Regions from separate parts of the Homo sapiens genome. Here all the other regions are linked to region 3. The links are chromatin loops, found by intact Hi-C in ENCODE. Cell type or tissue: PC-3. All regions are shown on one strand.

Evidence for each region. Peaks named below come from ENCODE experiments on the same cell type or tissue, not always from the same donor. Only the 100,000 strongest peaks of a DNase experiment are listed, where the experiment ranks them.
Region 1: a loop joins it to region 3, with 6 times the contacts of the local background. A loop is called at or near these places in 3 of 110 quality-filtered maps.
Region 2: it touches region 3 in a loop (9-fold over the local background); 3 of 110 quality-filtered maps call a loop at or near these places.

The regions. Positions count from the first base shown.
Region 1 is chr4:71,606,929-71,609,428 of GRCh38, forward strand. No RefSeq gene overlaps it. Among named protein-coding and RNA genes, the nearest start is that of GC, 180 kb to the right of the region's middle. In PC-3, no CTCF peak of the experiment used is centred here; DNase peaks (open chromatin) are centred at 1,553 and 2,423; H3K4me3 peaks cover 1,483 bases; H3K27ac peaks cover 2,052 bases.
Region 2 is chr4:71,497,181-71,499,680 of GRCh38, forward strand. SLC4A4 (solute carrier family 4 member 4) reads left to right here. Exons shown (of 26, transcript NM_001098484.3): 16 at 321-512. Among named protein-coding and RNA genes, the nearest start is that of GC, 290 kb to the right of the region's middle. In PC-3, no CTCF peak of the experiment used is centred here; a DNase peak (open chromatin) is centred at 1,061; H3K27ac peaks cover 902 bases.
Region 3 is chr4:71,712,431-71,714,930 of GRCh38, forward strand. No RefSeq gene overlaps it. Among named protein-coding and RNA genes, the nearest start is that of GC, 70 kb to the right of the region's middle. In PC-3, a CTCF peak has its summit at 1,366 (motif pointing left); a DNase peak (open chromatin) is centred at 1,351.

The DNA of each region.
Region 1 (2,500 bases), 110 kb before region 3:
AGACCTTCACAGTGAGTGTTACAGCTCTTAAGGATGGCACAGACCCAAAGAGTGAGCAGTAGCAAGGTTTATTGTGAAGAGTGGAAGAACAAAGCTTCCACAGCTTGGAAGAGGACCCCAGCGGGTTGCTGCTGCTGGCTGGGGTGGCCAGCTTTTATTCCCTTATTTGTCCCCTCCCATGTTCTGTTTTTGTCCTATCAGAGTGCCCTTTTTTCAATACTCCCTGTGATTGGCTACTTTTAGGATCCTGCTGATTGATGCGTTTTACAGAGTGCTGATTGGTCCATTTTACAGAGCACTGATTGGTGCATTTTACAGAGTGCTGATTGGTGCATCTTACAATACTCTTCCTAGCTACAGAGTGCTGATTGGTGCGTTTTTACAACACGCTGATTGGTACATTTTACAACACGCTGATTGGTGCATTTTATGATCCCCTTGCTAGCTACAGAGTGCTGATTGCTGTGTTTTACAATCCTCTTGTAATACAGAAAAGTTCTCCAAGTCCCCATTCGATGCATGAAGTCCACTGGCTTCACCTCTCACCATTGCTGATCCTATTTCTTTCCTCATGGGGACATCCTCGTCACTCCATTCAGGTTTTACATCCTCATTCCTGGCTACTGCCACATCACGGCACCCATGCAGGCACTCTCTTTACTCCCATTAGGCTCTTACACCCCACATTTGGCCACTATCCCAGAAAGAAACCCTCCTCACCACAACTGGTCTTGACACTCTACACTGGATCACCCCCCATACCCAGACATCCTCCTTACCTGACCTGGACACCCAGTTCTTTTTATCATGCCATCCCTCCTACACAGACACCCTCCTCATGCTGCTTGGGCTTTGACTCCCTGTGTTGGGCTCACCCCTTCAGGGGTGTCTTCCTTACCCTGCTTGGCTTTGAGATCCTGCACCTGGGCTATGCCTCTATAGATGTGCTCAGGTTCCAACACCTGCTGCCAGGCTGCCTGCTCACATGGATGTTTTCCTTATCCTACTGAAGCACTGTCAGGCCACCTTGGGCTGCCTCCTTTGGTGGACGCTCTCATTACCCTTAGCTTGCTCTCAATTCTCACTCTTGACCACTGTGGCTCTCCCAGGCTGAGATGGACACATGCTCAACTACACCTGGTTGGCTAGGACTGAAGTGTCCAGGAAAGGAAGTGAAGAAAAGAGGAAGAGAGCTGTTGGTTTATTTTAAATGAGGAACTCCTAACTTTTGTCTTTTATCATCTGTGTGTTTCAATAAGTCTGACACTTTTGTTTCTCTTTGGCAGAATTGTATATACCTAGCATTTTAAGTCATAGAAAGCTACCTGGATTTTTTTTTTTAGACCAAATCCACCATTGGTTTTCCCTTGTCCAGATTAGATTTAATGCAAGCCTTTCCCAATTTGGTCCAAACCTAATTTTGTTGCCTCTTTTCTGTGTACTTTCTGCCAAGTAACTTAGGAATTCAGCTCCTGTGAACTCTTTGCCTTAAACAAATATGTCATGCCCTTTCCCACATTTATGCATACCTTTTTCTTCCTGGAATGCCCTCATACCATTTTTCTGTTTGGAAACCTCTGACTCATTATTTAAAATTCAGATCAAGTGTCACTTCTCAGTGAAACCTTTTTCAACTCCCTCAGGGTGAGTAAGTTCTTTCTGTCTCTTAAGAGAGTGTTCAGAGCACTTGCTATTTAACTTCTATCATCGACCGTGTAAAATTAGGCAAATTGCTTACCTTTCCTGAGTTTCAGTTTCCTCAACTGTTAAGTGGAGATAATAATAGATAATAATCAATAAAGTTGTCCTTAAGGTGAATTGCAAATAATCAACATGCTAATAATTGCTATTTTTATGTTTATCTGATTATGTTAAAATTGTGTGTTCTAGGCTGATGTGGTGGCTTATGCTTGTAACCCTAGCACTTGGAAGGCTGAGGCTGGCAGATTGCTTGAGACCAGGTGTTGGAGACCAGCCTGGGTAACATACTGAGACCTCATTTCTAAAAAAAAAAAAAAAAATTGCTGGGCACACAGTGGCTCACGCCTGCAATCACAGCACTTTGGGAGGCCAAGGTGGGTACATCACCTGAGGTCAGGAGTTCGAGACCAGGCTGGTCAGCATGGTGAAACCCTGTCTCTACTAAAAATACAAAAATTAGTCAGGCCTGGTCGTGGGTGCCTGTGATCCCAGTTACTTGGGAGGCTAAGGCAAGAGAATCTCTTGAACCCGGGAGGCGGAGTTTGCAGTGAGCTGAGATCATGCCACTGCACGCCAGCCTGGGAGACAGAGTGAGACTGTCTCAAAAAAAAAAAACAAAAAAAAACCCTTTTCTTAGATATGGTTCCAGAAGTTAATTCAAAATCCACAATATGTGATGAACATTTTCTGAAGGAAATTATTCATTCTGTAAATATTTTTAAGCGCATACCATGTACCAGGCATATGTTATGCAATAATGTGACCAAAATAGAGATGCTCTTTGATTTCATGGAATTCA
Region 2 (2,500 bases), 220 kb before region 3:
GTGTCTCAGTTTACTCTCAGGAAGGTGTGCAGGAAAGAAGTACTTTGTGGTTTCTATTGAACAAGTGGGCGATTTTAAGGCTGTTGCCCAAACTAGGTAACAAATTGCATCATTCTCATTGTATTTTCAACAATTGCCACCCTCTTGGCCCATCTTATCTGTTATTCCATGAACACCTCATCAAGTTTCACCCTCCAGTGCTTATTTTCAAACTGTTTTACAGAAACTTTTGGTATAATTCCTATAGCTCATCAAGTATCAAAGGCTGCTTTTTATATGTCAATGTTCTCTAGAAAAATTTTAATGTTTTTCTTCTTCAGTACCATAATACTACCTTTGACTGGGCATTTTTGTCGAAGAAGGAGTGTTCAAAATACGGAGGAAACCTCGTCGGGAACAACTGTAATTTTGTTCCTGATATCACACTCATGTCTTTTATCCTCTTCTTGGGAACCTACACCTCTTCCATGGCTCTGAAAAAATTCAAAACTAGTCCTTATTTTCCAACCACAGTAAGTACCTGAACTTTAAATGATTTTCATTGGATTTACACTGTATCAACAATAATACAACTTTACAAGGTGAAAAAGGCACCTGTAATTCAATGTGTCCAATATAATTTTGTGCGTTTTAAACATTACACTTCAATCTTTGTTCATGTGCATACTTATTAACGTAAGTCTAGTCAAGCTTTGGAAAACCTTCCAAGGACTTTCTCACATAATTCTGTCATATACCTCTCATAATTCTGAATGTGCTGAAAGGAAAAAAAATGAGATGAATTATATTTAAAAATGCATGAGTGAAGAAAAATACCTTTTAAATTCATTGTGTTTAAGTACATAATCAAAAACTCTTCATGTTTATCAGGAATTTCCATGGTGTAGAATTTCTTCAGCAGCTGTACATTTGAGTATTTTAGTACTTGAATTATGGGCTGTGGGAGTAAACTTAAATTGTGTTGTTACACAAGTATTGGTGTAAGATATGACTGTCATATGAGCCAAACTTTCCTTCCCGTAATGATGAATGCCGTAGTACAGAGAAACAGATAATTAAACTGGGTTGTGCAAACATCCTGTCTCCCATTAAAATGCCTGAGTGAGCTTAGTCCAAACTGTGGGTTCATGGAGATGCTATAAGAAAAGACTAATATTTAGTTAATGGCATTTTGGTTTTTTGCCTGCAGAATCAAACTAAGATAATCCTTTGCTTTACAGTTCAGTTCTTAGTGTTTAGGATGTCAGTATTTCTTAGGCAATCTTGATTACACCTGATTTATATCAGTGACCTGCTCTGTACAGCTGACATCTCATGAAACAGCTCTTCTTGCATTATATGTAAAAGGAATGGAAGAATTTTAAAATATGAGATGCACTTGATGAAATTCCTTTTTCCAAATTCTAGGAAATGAAAATATATTTACTTTCACCTAGAAAATTTTTGACTCTCTGATTCTTCTTACAAAATTGAAAATAAACAGAAGGGTTGATAATGAAATGTCTAGAAGTAGATAGCCCAAGGAATGAAAAATTTCCACAAAGTGAAATTTAGAAAGAAGCATTCAACTTAGTCTGCTTAACATGGGCATTACAAGCTGGTGATCCACAGGCAGAAAGAATTCAACCCACAGCCATTCTTTGTTTAGCCCACAGTGTGTATACATACAAAAAAACACACTCTCTCTCTCTTACTTGAGACTTTTGGTAGAATCTGTACTTTGCAGATAGTTACTGTTTTCCCAGCTCTGTGTTGTCTAAGAATTGGCTGTTTCATGCATTCAGATTAACTGCCTGTTCTTAAAGACACTGGGAAATGTGCTTTCTTGATACACCTCTTCAACTGTGTGGGTTTTGTGTAGAACAGATTCCTGGGTAAAAGTCTTTGAGGACAATTTTTTTTTTCTCTTGAGGTTTTTCCTTCTTAATAAGTAATTTATTGGGCATCTTGGATTTTGTTTGTTTGTATTTTTGGCTTATACTTTGTAAATCATCACCACCTGCCAAAGTCTGATATAATTTAAGTATAGTAAGTAGAAAAGTGGAAAATTTGTGAAGCACTTATAAGTCATAATTTGCAAAATAAACTAGTTTCAACTTTGAGATGAATGGAGATCCTTTTTCTAAATTTTAAAATCTTAATTGACCAATAATAATGTAAACTATATATTTCTGGAGTACAATGTGACATATGTATATGTTGTGGAATGATTAAATCAAGCTAATTAACATATCCATTACCTCACATACTTATTTTTTGTGATGAGAACATTTAAAACCTACTCTTTTAGCAATTTTAAAATATACAACACATTATTATTAGCTATAGTCATCATGCTGTGCAGTGGATCTCAAAGACATATTCCTCTTGTCTGATACTTTGTACGCTTTGACCAATATCCTCCCATTCCCCGCCTCCAGTAGGCACCATTCTACTGTCTACTTATATGAGTTTGACATTTTAGGTTTCACGTGTAAGTGAGATCATGTAGTATCTGTCT
Region 3 (2,500 bases):
TACTGCTTCTGAAGAAATGCTAAACAATAAATTATTTAAGAAAAAGAAAATGGAGAAATATGTTGTGGTGTTTGGAAGAAAGGCGTGGGGCAAGTAAGGGAATGGTTCCTGGTAATAACTATAGTTAGTTTTTGCTCTGCTTTTTTACCTTAATTCTGCTAAGTTATCATATCAAATATTTTCAAAAGTGGTGATAGCTAATGAGGGCAGAGGAGCAGGGTGGAGCTTTGGAATTTTATTTACCTCAATGATTTGGTGCCTCTTGCCTCTGGCCTCCTTGGCATTTCAGGTCTTCAGGGATTTAAAACAATACTTAAGAGAACATGGCTACTGTGTTCAGATAATATGTAGTAATATTTTTAATTGAAGCAATATAATTGATAGCTGTTGTAATTAAACAGAGCCAATTAAAGGAGGAACCAAATACTTTGGCTTCTGCAATCTAGGTTCGGTATCTTTAAGAGTTACTGGTCTGTGTAGATTTTTGCTAAGATTGGAAGCCCACTGTGTTTACCTGGAGGCCTTCAGGCTGACTCTCCACTCTTTGAGGGGCATCTAAGTGAACACAGGCTGCAAATACAGCTCAGAGGGCTCTTAGATGGCCCTGTTGAGAAATTTTAGCAAAGATGGATTAAATCAAAAGACCTAGGTTCCTTCTGGACTTACAGATCAAGGATCTGGAAATTTTTACAGCATCTTAGACTGGAGAGGATTCCATGAAGTGTTTCTGGGCCCATGGCTGTTCTGTGCAGTCTCTGAACCAGTCCATAGCCACTGGCTTATGTATACAATTATTAGGAGAGAGGAGTGGTGAATGATCTGAGGGCATCCAAATGGCAAGGGACCAAATCATAATAATTTAAAAAAATACCCACTGCCCAAAATAGTTGCTAACATTTATTAACTGTGATCTTATTGTGTGAACATTTATTGTGTGATCTTATTCAATCATTACAATACCCTTTAAGGGATGGACACTATTATTTCCCCCAATTTTTAGATAAGGAAACTAAAAAATATTAATTACTTGATGTCTCATAGACAGAAAATGGAATTTTTCTTTTTGAATGGCTCAAAGTAAAAAGGAGGACATTACTGTTTAAATGTCTTGTTTTTTATTATGGTAACAATATGCAAAAAGTTTTAGATCTGCAAGACTCCCTTTGATTTTATGGTGGGAAATCAAAAACCCTGCAATACTCATTTTCCCAAGATCATGCAAGTAGTAAATGACAGAGCTGAGAATAAAACTCATGATTTTTGACAAACAAGGCAAAGAAGTCCTTTTCACTAACTTCTTGATGGCAGAATTTAGAAGGTTATGGAAGTGGTTGGAAGCCTGCCATTATACAGTAACCAGAAATTTGCTACCACCTAGTGGGTCAATTGAGTAATTTACATTTTCAAAAGCAGTTTCAGATATTGCATATTGAGCAGCATAAACATACACACACACAAAGAAGGAGAATACAAAGAATATGGGGTGAATAGGGATTTTGAAGATTCTCTAGTCTATTGCCAACATTTTGCAGATGGGAGCGTTTGAGTGTGAAGAATTGACAGGCTTCTCCAAGGTCACACAATAAATATAATGGAGGCAAAACTGGGAGTAAAACTCCAGTCTCTTTGGTTTTGGTTCAGTGTTCTTTTCCTCTGGTACTCTATAAATAGGAAAGAAAAGGTTCTTTCAGTTAATGGAATCCAAAATCAAAGTATTTGCCTGAAGTATTTTGAGGCTTTCAGCACACATATATCATTCAACTTTCTATTTTGGCAGTCAAGTCTTGGTTATATTAGTGGAAAGGAAAATGTTTGTATGTAATAGGGACATATATCTGTATATCCATATTTATATACATTTATGTTTATATACCTGTACTTATAATTATACCTATACTTATATACCTACACTCAGAGTGCTCCTAAAGTTGCTAGGTTCTTGTTTACATTCCTGTTAGCATCTAAGCATAAAAGATATAGGATGTTTCTTGATGCTGTATCCTTAGATACTAACAGGGATGAAAACAAGAACCTAGCAACTTTAGGAGCACTCCAAGACCTGAGGCTGCCAGGGGTGTTGAGGAAACCAGAAAAGAGTATAGCTATCCCCTTATTGAGTCAACATTAGGAAATACGTCTGCTAATATTGCTCATTCTTATTCACTGAAAGATGCCTCATAACCTCCAAAAAGGCCTATAAGATAAAAGTAATTCTTAGTCTATTTATCTTAGGCTAATACTAGAATAAATTTCCATTTCTTGGGCACGTAATAACTTGTGATATACTGGAAGTAGGCTGGATGGCAGTAGAATGCTGTTCAGTATTTTTTTAAAAAATAGTTAATAAAACAGATGAATAGACTGTAAATAATCGAGTATATATTGTATAAAGTATGCTTCATGCCATTATTGTCATAGTGGTAAAGGAGTTTTATAACAAATTTTAAAGAAGCTGATTTCAAAAACATTTTTATTTCTATTTTTGATAAATTTATTTTGC